2 separate regions of the Homo sapiens genome follow, and region 1 is linked to region 2. Evidence: chromatin contacts called from ENCODE Hi-C data. All regions are on one chromosome and are shown on one strand. The core of a region is the stretch at or near the end of the contact, and the rest is flanking DNA. Distances in the headings are between cores, read along the strand shown.

Region 1 (5,806 bases), core at 781-3,280, 490 kb before region 2:
GGTCATGGGCCAGGGGTAAGTGCAGAATCCAGGTAAAAAGTGAAAGGGGTCAGATTTGATGCAGGGCAGGAGGTCCCTGTTTCAGGAGAATAAGGCCAGGTTTTTACAGGTGTTTGTCAACAAGCAGAGGAGAAAGTTGGCTCATCTCCTGTGGAGGAGATCACTTGGAGTTTCTTGCAGTGTGGGAGGGAGGAATTTAAAAGGAATCCATTGAGAGGAAGATATTGGGAGAATTAGAAAGAAGCGTGGGTAGTTAATGACTGGGATGCAGAGTTAAGAGGCCAGGTTAATCTCAGACAACACAAACACTCTCTCCTCCTTTGAGATATAGAGAATGCACGAACAATGGAAGAAAATCCTGGGAAAATTTGAAAGTTGATAAAGGAGGCATCAAATGAGATTGAGAGCGTAGGACAAAATTCTACTTCAAACATTCTTGTGATTGCAGAATTCAGCTTTTTCAGAAGTTGCCCAAAATATTTTGATCTGAGATGCTCTGTTCAGATGAAGAAAATATATCACCAGAGAAAGGGCTCCCAGTGGGCTAAGAGAGTTCGTTTTTCTTTTTTTTATAAATTAGTTTACAGCTTGTGACATTAAGAAAATCAATGCCATTTCTTATGGTTACATAGCATTTGCTTAGCTGAATAATTCTCTAGGGAATGAATTTCTTTGTGATGGATTTGATGGAAGACATCATTAATTCAGAAAAGCCTCTTTCTTTACCTGCATAATCTCTTCCAATTCATAAGCTTATATAACACTGATGCCAGAACTTAAGTTTCACTGTTTCCTCTAAGAGATGAAAAAAAATTAGACCAAGGTAAGAGAAAGACGAACTTCGAGGTTACCAATTAAGTCAATAAGGCTAGAATTTGAATTTCCTGGCCACTACAGTATCGAATTTTATTTTATGATTCTTTGAATCAGAAAAATCGTTTGTAAATGACTCCAATTTAATACAGCCACACCCAGATGATGGTTGCTGACTCTCCTCAGTGGGTAAATCTAGGATGAACACCCTCCAGGGTTTCCTGGGGGCTAGACAACAAAGAAATTAGAGCTAATGAGGTCGGAGTTGTTAGGGGCCAAAGTGTAGTTTTGAGAAATGTGGCAGCGTTGTGACACGAGAAAAGCACATGAGGAATGTGTCTTGGGAAGATGAGATGAGGTCAGAAGCGAGGAGAAAGGATGGATGGGATAGGAAGACAGGTGCATAAAAGGCATAAACAGACTCTGAATAGCTTGTGTGTATCAGGCTCCTCTTCTCAATTTTTGAAAAATAACACTTGGTAGACTGTGCAGAAATGGGTGTATGTATTATGTGCCTGAGATTTGCCAAGTTCAGTGATGTAGAAGGGAACAGACAACCTAATTCTAACAGGTGTTAACAGGTGATTCTTTACTCCTGAGGCCCTTTTACTTGCTACATTTGGTGCTGATTTGAGTGAGCCTTGAACACTCTGGGCAAATGGGACTTGACGGAACTCTGCCAGAAATTCACCGAGTGACCTTGGGTATTTCCTTTCCTCTCTCTCTGCGGAGGAAATGAAGGTATAAAACTGGTCCCTTAGGACCTATTAATCTTTGGCATGCTTTGATTGTATCTGGACAAGATGATAAGGCTAAGCACAGGCAGTGAATTCCATGAATCCCACATCCCCTCTCACCCCAGCCCCAAATACTGCAGCCGCCCTTGGGATAAGCTCCAAGTACCGCAAAAGGGCTCCCTATTCTTCCCCTTTGATATTCCCCTGGGGGACAGAGAAGGCCAGCAGCTCCTTCCGTAGCTGCCACAAGGACACATTTTATTTTCTCCTGCTCTTAAAATCCTCAATGCCAGCCCCCTGAGCTGCAGAGAGAAGCCTGCGTGGCTGGCATCACGCAGAAGGGGCCAATGCCTGCCGTCTGCCACTGTCTAATTAGCACGGGATGCCCTCATCTTGATATCAGGCTGTAGTGAGTGACCTCTGAGGTCTCCTGGTGAAGGGAACAATTACATAACCAGAACAGTTAGGCTGAAGGGAACAAAAAATAAGGAGTTGGGCCTGCAGCCCGGAACAGAGAGGAAGTAGTGAGCACAAGAGACAGATGAACACATTAAACTGTGGACCCAGCATCCACACCATAGCACAAATATATTCTTAGGAGACTTTCCAGTGAATCCTGACATGTTCTTCTGCAGTATCCCATAGCCTTATTTCAAGAAGACAGTGATTTTGAGCGTATGCCACACATCTTTATATTATGAAATTTTATAATTTTAAATTGTCCAGGATCTTATGTAAGATATATTTCTCATCATTAAACATAACTGAAGTAAGGCTTTAAAAAAAGAGATGTGGTTATATATGGCACTCACAATGAGGCATCTAGAAATGAATTCTGTTCTGGCACTCTTTGTTGGGTGATTCTGGGCAAGTTGCTTTTCCTCTTTCGACTTCAACTCCCACATCAATGAATTAATTTTGTCTTTCATTTGTTCATTTAGTCATTAAATCTCCATACAGTGTCTCCCATGTTCCAGGAAAAATGAAATAAAACTACTGGCTTCAAGGACAAATAGGGATCTTTACTTATTAAATGAGAGCCATTTCTCTAATTCATAGAATCGAAAAACAGGTCTTATTATAATGCTTTTTCAGGCCCACCTGTCAGCAGCAGGCACTAAACTACAGTGGAAAGAACAGAGGTTTTGTCTGTAGAAGGGCCTGAGTTTAGTCCTGGTTCTTCCTTCTGCTTCCACAAGGTACACGGGCTCTGACCAGCTTCTTCCTCTGTGAATGGGAGATGATGCCTGCCTACCTCACAGGGTGGAAATCGATGACTATGTGTGGATGAAAGCATTTTGCAAGCTGCAAAGTGATGTCAAATGTTCGGGGTTATTTATGTAGGAAAAACCTGCTTAGACTAGATGACAAATTGATGCCTAGAAAATGAAGCCCTCCTTGACAGCTAAGATTCAAAATGGCCCTGGATTTTGTATTCAGTTTAATGTTTGGTTGAGTGGGATGTTTGAAGTTTCTGTTGGACTTTATATAATAAACCAATGACTGTTGGCAAGGTAGCCACAGAAACAAGCCCCAACTAGATGTATATTTCAGGATCTAGATATATCTGACAAATGTTTCTAAAGGTGGTCCTTGGGAATCTTGCTGGAAGAGCCATTCAAAAAAACACGTTACAGCTCCTACGTCTTCTGCTGAAGGCAATGAAGTCCAGAAAAATTTAATGATTTTTTAGGGATAAAATAGGAAGTTGGTGGTAAGGCCAAGACTTGACCCATATCTGTTACAGGCAGCTGGCAACTCCTGGATCTTCTTGCTCTCAATTCAGTTGTTTGTTTGATTCTTCCACTTTCCCTTATGGCATAGCTTTTTAAAAAGGTTTTTTACCCTGGACTGGCACTGGGAATGAGCTATCCAAATACTTTGCTCTCTCAAATAAATATCTGTCTATGTTTATATCTATTAGTGCTAACAATATGGAATACCCCATGAGAAACTGGGATTACTGGATTTATTCAAAATCATCTTTTGTTGGATGGGAGTGACTGAGATGTTCCCAGTGACCTCTTCCATTTCTGAGTAAGAATAATTCATTCTGGATCCAAGAGACTTTGTGGATCATTTAAGCATAACCATTCAATAGGAGAAACAAACAAATTCATGCGTTTTCATGTGAAGGAGGCTTGGATTTGCATCTTGGCTCCATTGTGTACTAACTGTCTGAATTTAGGCTGATTACTTAACCTCTCTGAAGTTTCTTGCTCAATAATGCCCACAGGGCAAGGACAAGATGATAGCTTCCTGGGCTTGCTGTAACAAATTTGGTGGCTTAAAACAATAGAAATCTACTCTCTTACAATTCTGGATGCTAGAAGTCTGAAATCTGTTAGGGATATTCTCCCTCTGGGGGCTCCAGGGAGATACCATTCCTTCACCTTCCAGCTTCTAGTGGTTGCCCCAGCATTCCTGGGTTTGTGGCCACATCACTCCCATCTCTGCCTCCATCTTTACCTTGCATTGTCCTCTGGGAGTCTATTATAAGGACATTTTCACTGAATTTGTGCCCCCACCCCGTCCCCCACAAGATAATCTAGGATGGTCTCCTCATCTCAAGATCCTTAATTGAATTACATTTGCAAAAACAATTTTTCCAAATAAGGTCACGCTCTCAGATTCCAGGGATTAGGATGTGAGCATATGTTTTTAGGGGCAACAATGCAACCCACTACAGATAGTGTGAGTATTAAGTGTGTGAACCTAGCTGATCTCTGCTACACAGACACAGGGCTCAGCAAATGTTGGCATTCTACCCAGGCATTTAGGGAAAAATGTAATTGTCTACTTTTCTTTAAGAGTGGAAAGTGACTTTCTACCTAGGTAACTTGGTTAATGTTGAACCCAAAGCAGCTGCCATTTATTGAGCCTCTGCTGTGAAGCTGGAATTTTGTGTACTTTGTGTGACTTAATTCTCACAACCAGAAAATTGAAAACTGATGCTCAGATATGCTAACTCCCTTGCAGGGCACACAGCCTGCGAGTGACAGAGCCTGGAGTCAATACCAGGCCAGCCTGACTGCTCTCTGGGCTGATCACCAGGCTGTCTCTCCCATCTAAGGATGTAACCAGTTGAACAGACCTAATGCTTGGCTAATTCAGGCTCTTACAGAAGCATTTCTGCTGAAAGCAGCAAAGGAGAGTGCATTGCCTGCCTTCTCATTCTGATTTCCGGACCACCCCATCCTAGATGAGGAAAGGCCGCTGAAAGGATCCTCAGCATTTTTCTGAAACATATATGCATTTTCTAGCTTCTAGGAAAGCAATCTCTGTGCGCAATGATTAGACTATTAATCAAATTCTTAAAAAAAAAAGTTTTCTGAAAGAGTGTACTTCATGAATTATGGAATACGTGCCTTTACTTGTCTCATCTTATTTAAAAACATGGAGCACCGTGATTACACATCTCTTTCATGAACATTTGGGCTGAACATTCAGAAGAGCACTCCACTGAGATTTATTGGAGTGTTTGGAGGTAGTTCTAATAAAACAGTAGACTGTGGAATATGCAGCTCAGTGAATTGAGCTGGTAAAAAAAAAAAAATTAATTCCAGCACTTTGAGAGGCTGAGGTGGGTGGATTACTTGAGGTCAGGAGTTGAGACCAGCCTGGCCAACAACGTGAAACCCCATCTCTACAAAAATACAAAAAAGTATCTGGGCATGGTGGTGTGCACCTGTAGTCCCAGCTGCTTGGGAAACTGAGGCAGCGGAATCGCTTGGACTTGGGAGGCAGAGGTTGCTGTGAGATGAGATCACACCACTGCACTCTAGCCTGGGCAACAGAGTGAGACTCTGTCTAAAAAACAAACAAACAAACAAACAAATTCAGATGTATGTGGGTTCCAAGGCTTGGAATGATTTTCACATTTGGTGATGCTTTTCTGTTTTGGTATACCTCATTCTAATTTTCTCTGTGTAAAGGGGATCACTGTGAAGATGGGAAGCGAACACTGCTTCAGACTAGAAGTCCATCTTCCTGCAGTCTTCTTGGCTTCGTTAGTGGCAGCTGCTCCAGAATGAGCAGAAACAGGTTGGCTTGGCTCTGCATGGGTCAAGGCAATTTTTGATGATTCCACATGAATCTGAACACCATACTTCTGTAAGGGCATTGATAGATGAAGCATATTCAGAGAAAAGAGACCAGGATTGAGTGGTAGCTGGAAACCAGGTCATAAGAGATACTATTGTAGGGCATGAGAGTGATCCTCCAATAGCCAAGTTCAGGCATTTGAAGGAGTAGAC
Region 2 (5,882 bases), core at 2,015-4,514:
CTCCAGGGATTTTGGATCTATTCCTGCCTATGTGTGCTTGGAAAGTAGTACTAAATGGCAAATGATTTTTTCTATAATTATGTTTACATAGTATTTTTATTATATGCAATCTGAAAAATATCTTCATCATATTTTCTAACATGGGCAAATACATGTCTTAATAATCGTCTGAGAGGGCAATATCTAAATTTTTAATGTATTACCTGTTGTTTTCCTAAGTACTTAACCTTGGCCATGGTTCTACAAAGTGTCCATCCTCCAGAGGGGATGTTAGAACATCTTACGGAATGGATTCCTCTATTTATCCCACAGTAATAAAGACTTAAGTTCACACAAAAACCTGTGCACCTATGTTTACAGTGGATCTCTTCATAGAAATGGCAGACTAATTAATGGTTACTGGGGTTAAGAAGGGGATAGGAATGGAAGAGAAATGAGTGTGGCTACAAAAGGGCAACAGAAGGGCTCTTTGTGATGATGGAAATGTTCTATGCTTTGCCTGTATTAATCTCGATGCCTTAGTTGTGATATTCTCCTATAGTTGTCCAAGATGTTACTACTAGGGAAAACTGAGTTAAGGGTACACCACAGGGTCTCTGTAATAGTTCTTACAATTGCATGTGAATCAAAATTATCTCTAAATTAAAACATTAATTTTAAAAACTAAAAACAGATGCCTCAGGCATGGAAGATAGGATCACAGGCATGGGAACGGGGTGCTGGGTAAGGAGGTTCACCTATTAAAGCCACCTCTTCAATTCTTCCTCTGACAGCAAAGGTGTGGGCTTGCTGCTGCTTGAGGGGAAGAGTATATGGCAACTGGGGACCAAAAGCTCACTCTTTTCCAATGCCAGTGGATGGTGGGAAGGAGACAGGGAGAGAGAGTATGAGCACACGTCAAGCTGAAACTACCTAGACATTCCCCTCTCAGTACTAGAAAGGGACAAGGAAAGTGACAGCACAAAAGGTCTCTTGCCCTCACCAACCCCAGCAGAGCCATATCAGCTTTGAGGCTCAGTGTGGCCAGAGAGAGGGGAATCCTGAGGTTTTTCTTTCCAAGCCACCTATTTTCTTGAGTTTAATCAACTCCAAGATGTGAGCAGGGCATCCAGCAGGACTGGTAGCTACTAGGAGCTTAGGGGATGTCACCCAGGGGCCAGAGCTCCAGCTCAAGAACCCCAGATCTTTGCTCTGCCAAACACACACAGCTTGATGAGGAGGACCGGGAAGGGCAGGGGGGTTTCTGCCGGGGAACACATGGATGTGCTGCAGAGGTCGATGCACCCCCATTCCACAGGAGGTCAATGTATCCCCATTCCACAGGAGGTCAATGCACCCCCATTCCACAGGAGGTTGATGCACCCCCATTCCACAGGAGGCCGATACACCCCCATTCCACAGGAGGTCGATGCACCGCCATTCCACAGGAGGTCAATGCACCCCCATTCCACAGGAGGGGGCACAGGAGCTCTGCACTTAAGTTCACACACTGCCAGAACTTTCCCTAAGTGTCCCTTTTATAATAAAACTGTAATCATAAAGTATAGTGTTTGCCTGAGTTCTGTGAGTTGTTCTAGCAAATTATCAAACCTGAGGGGGTCATGGGAACTGATGTGGTTTGGCTCTGTGTCCCCACCCAAATCTCATCTTTAATTGTAAACGCCACATGTCTAGGGAGGGGCCTGTAATCCCCACATGTGGAGGGAGAGAGGTGATTGGATTATGAGGGCAGCTTCCCCCATGCTGTTCTCATGATAGTGAGTGCATTCTCATGAGATCTGATGGTTTTATAAGGGGCTCTTACCTCTTGTCTCTCTCTCTCTCTCTTTCATCTGCCGCCATGTAGGATGTGCCTGCTTCCCCTTCCACCATAATTATAAGTTTCCTGAGGCCTCTCCAGTCATGTAGAACTTGAGTCAATTCAACCTCTTTTCCTCATAAACTACCCAGTGTCTAGTATGTCTAGATTCCATATGTCTAATCTAATACAGATTAGAGCAGTGTGAGAACAGACTAATACAGGAGCCCTTGAATTTATAACCAGTTGGATAGAAGTGCAATGGCCTGGAGACCCCCATAGTGTGGCTGGCATCTGGTCAGGGCAGTCTTGTGGAGGCCTAAGCCTTTGACATGTAGAGTCCTGCGCTAACTCCAGGTAGTTGGATCAGCATTGAATTGCAATCCACCCAGTTGGCATGGAAACAGGACGGAACCCTACTCCAAGCTCTAGATGTAGGAACAGTATTCTCAGCAGGTCAGGGGTCCCTCCTTTGTGTACCACTGTGCCCTGCCTGACTTCTACCTTAGTGCCTCTGATGTGCTTGGGAATTCATTTGTTTGAATGAATGTCTCTCCCACAAGACCCAGGCTTCTCATGGGAAAGGACCAGAGAGCGCTCAGGTCTCATGGAAGTTAAAGTCTTTTGAGGGAGTGTTTACGTTTAAGTGTTACATATAAGTGTTTTACAAAATCCTAAGACCGTGTGCCACATCACCAAGGCCCCTCTGCCTTGGAAGAGGCCAGGAGCGTGGTGAGGTACCCTGAAGCTCAAGCACCACTGGCCTCACGGCAAACCTGCTGTGTCCAGGCCCACATCTCATCCTCCCTGGCATCCGGCTCGCAGAAGACATTCTGAGCCCGTGTACCAATGAATGAAAGATTAAGTAATTCATCCACAAACACAGATCCAAGTAGGAGTAAGGCATTTCTTAACCTTAGACTTAAAAGATGATTTGATTCCTTCTGTTTAGATAACAAGGGCTTTTTTTTCCTTTGAGGTCTGACCTCACTTACTATTTTTGCCTGAGTCCCTGCAGTGGGACTGGGACGGACACACAGGCTGTGATGACAGGGTCTAAACACACAGGAGCCGGGGAAGCTGGTCATCTGGTCTTTGCAACCAGTTTAGAAAAATCCCCCAAGAAATTTGTGTTTCATTTCAAAGTTAAACCACTAAAGAATCAAAGAAGGGAGCTGAAATGCAAATTTAGGGCTCATTTTAACTTTAGGAGGATTTAAGGTCTTTGTCTCAGTGCCAAAAGCTTTCTCTTTGTGGAGAATCCAAGTCATTAGGTTGCCCTGGCATTTGCTGGGGTTTACAATAAAATAGTTAGAGGCTTTTTCACAGTCACCCAGCATTAGGAGACGTGTTGTGTGGCACGTCATGCCTCTCATACCACAAGGAATTCTGGAACCACTCCTCCCCTTCCTTCCTGCTGTCACTGCCCTGGTTTGGCCTCAGAAGCGGGTCTGAGATGAACAAAGAGGCACTGGATGTGAGATCACACCGACCTAAGTCCCTCTCTGACTGGCCCTGACGTACCAGCTGCGTCATTGAAACTTCTCTGAGCCTCTATTTATTTATAAGATCCCAGCATTCAGTAGCTGCCACCATCTTGGCATCTTCCCATACCCTGGGTACAATTTCAAGCTCCTTTTGTATGAAACAGGAATCCCAATTTTTCATCTCAGGTAGCTGAAGAGTGACATCTGAAGTGTCACTTAGAATCACTACCCTGGCTTCTATCTTCAGCTGCAGAGAAGACTGTGCTACCAAGAGGATAAATATGAAAGGGTCTCTCTCACCAGCCTGAAAACAGCCGGAAGGTACAGTCATGTGCCATGAAGGGCTCAATGGAGGTGGCTGGGTCATGCCAGGGTATGCAATTAGGAGCTGGAAACCATACAAAGATAAACTGAACAGGTCAGATGGTAAAATCAAGAGATGATGTACGAGATAGGAAACTATCTTCTGGTAGTCTCATGCCTCCCTAGGGAAGCATGAGACCTGTTTCGCCTCTAGGGAACCAGCAACTCATTACTGAATCACTAAAATGTTGTTGACGAACTCCTCAAGCCCCAGAAGGAAATGAGCTTATGTCCTTGCCCGTGTCTCCCTTTCATGCCTCTGAACCTCCTCCCCAGGCAGTTGATGAAATGGTCATTTGTACAGGGGTCACTGTGAGTTCAGAGCAGCCTGCAGTTCTCCAATTCACAGCAATAAGAGCTGGATGTGTTTCAATTAGGTTCACAAGACTATGAAGTCATCCTGGATCCCAATCAGCTGATTAAAAATAATCACATTGCATTTTCAGAGAACTTGAGTATTTTGAGGATAGGAAAGAGTCTAATTATTTTTCTATATGATTGCCTCATTCTAACTATTCCACAGTGGCAATGGAAACTAATGTTTTCCAGCACCTCCCATTGACTAGGCCCCTTGCTAGTTGTTTTTCCTGTGTTACTTCCTCTTATCCTGACATCAAACCTTGAAGGCAGAATCATCATCTCCATTTTAGAGATAAAGAGACTGCAATTTAACATGCAAAGCTTAAGGTGACTTCCCTACACCTGTACAGTCAGGACAGTCTGGTTCTAATCTTGGAACTTAATCTGTTCAACTCCGAATCGGATCCAGCCAGGGCCTAAAGTTCACCTTCTTCTCTCTGGGCCCCCTGTGGCCTTCTTTCCTTCGGATCTGACTTTCCCAGAGACCACGTGAAGTGGTCAGGCAGAGCTCGTGCAGCTCCAGTCCAGGCTGAGAAGAGCACAGGCTGAGTAGTGGCTGTCATCATGTTCAGGCTAGGCTGGTTCAGCTTGATCAATGTCAACAGGATTTCCAAAGTCAGAAGTGCCCTAGGCACCAGGTGAATTGACATGGTTCAGCTCTTCAGAAGATAGCTGTGCTCTCATTTTGCTCAGGGCCAGTATGCTGCTATTACTGCGTTAATTTCCTGCTGGCTCTATTTTCCTATCCACCTTGCAGTTTTAGAATATGTCCCTCAAAAGAAATAGACACAAGTGTTCTCAGATTCTCAGTAAAATCTCACCTTGGGGTTTCAGCTTTCCAGGATGGCGCCGCTCACACCATTCCTTCTCCTGGAATGCCTGTTCAGTCATCTGCTTTTCCACCTGACGTAGTCTTGTTCCTCAAGATGCTCCTTCCCCCAGAAAGCCTGAACTGATGTCCTTGGCTAGGTGTGACCTTTGTTTCTCTGACCTTTGACATCTGCCTCTCTGGTGGCACTTAGCGCAGTGCCTTGGGGCCTTGGTTTACTCTTGGGGGCTGGGGGCTCCTTCCTGTCTTTCTCCCTCATGTATCCCTCCGTTCCTTGAACATCCTGCCTGAGATAACACCTAAAGCAAGGGCTGTGCATGGAAAAAGACACACATTACACTCAATCGTTCCACTTCATGCAAGTCCCTTGGTTCTCTCACTCAGGATCTGCAACTGCCCGCCTCCCAGTGTGTTGTAAAGATGAATTTTGTTATGTGTCTGTATACCGTATGCACAATGACCACTCACTCCTGGCCAGTCACAGTGCCTAGAATACAGCAGGTCACTGTGCACAATGAGCCATTGTCTCCTCAGACAAGGACCCTGTTTCAGCCCTGCCAGTGGTCTCTGCTGCCCCCTGGGGCAGCCCTCTGAGGTCGTCAGGAGACGGTGCTAGACGGCCTGTGCAGGCAGGACCCAGGGCAGGCAGTTCACCCTCGGCTTTGGGTAGCTGAGAAGTTTATTTTCTCCCTAAATCAGGAGGCACTAGAGGGTGAGCCACACTAATCAAGCTCGTGGGTAACTGAAACAAAACAAAAGAGGTGCCTTACGCAAATTTCTCACCTTCTACTGAAGAACAGACTTCTAGCCTGAGATTCTCTGTGGACACTGTTGGACTGTCCTTCTCCCGATAGTGAGAAATGCACTAAGCATCAGGAGCATTCTTAGGAAGGCCAGAGCTACAGCAATGGGCTTGGAGTGACCCCATGGGTCAGTATCATCCAGAGATCGCTTATCACTAAGCCAACTTCTGTTGGCTCTGCAGGCAGCCTACTCTGGTGGGCATCTCCGGACCTTTTAACCAATGCTTACCAGTTTCCTAACA

The links. A loop is a pair of places that touch in the nucleus more often than their neighbours do. Pooled maps may share reads with other maps.
Region 1: a pooled map shows a loop between it and region 2 (4-fold over the local background). The contact joins two enhancer-like sites. A Hi-C loop is called at or near these places in 1 of 168 maps with a recorded cell type or tissue (endothelial cell of umbilical vein) and 6 of 50 pooled maps.

Annotation. Positions count from the first base shown.
Region 1 is chr2:12,659,640-12,665,445 of GRCh38, reverse strand. No RefSeq gene overlaps it. Among named protein-coding and RNA genes, the nearest start is that of TRIB2, 54 kb to the left of the region's middle. RefSeq lists a silencer at 1,352-1,567. Within about 2 kb of position 2,030, at least 6 of the 41 ENCODE cell types and tissues checked have a DNase peak (open chromatin) inside an H3K27ac peak, as active enhancers do.
Region 2 is chr2:12,167,238-12,173,119 of GRCh38, reverse strand. All of the region lies in intron 3 of MIR3681HG (MIR3681 host gene), which reads right to left. Among named protein-coding and RNA genes, the nearest start is that of MIR3681, 29 kb to the left of the region's middle. Within about 2 kb of position 3,264, at least 20 of the 41 ENCODE cell types and tissues checked have a DNase peak (open chromatin) inside an H3K27ac peak, as active enhancers do.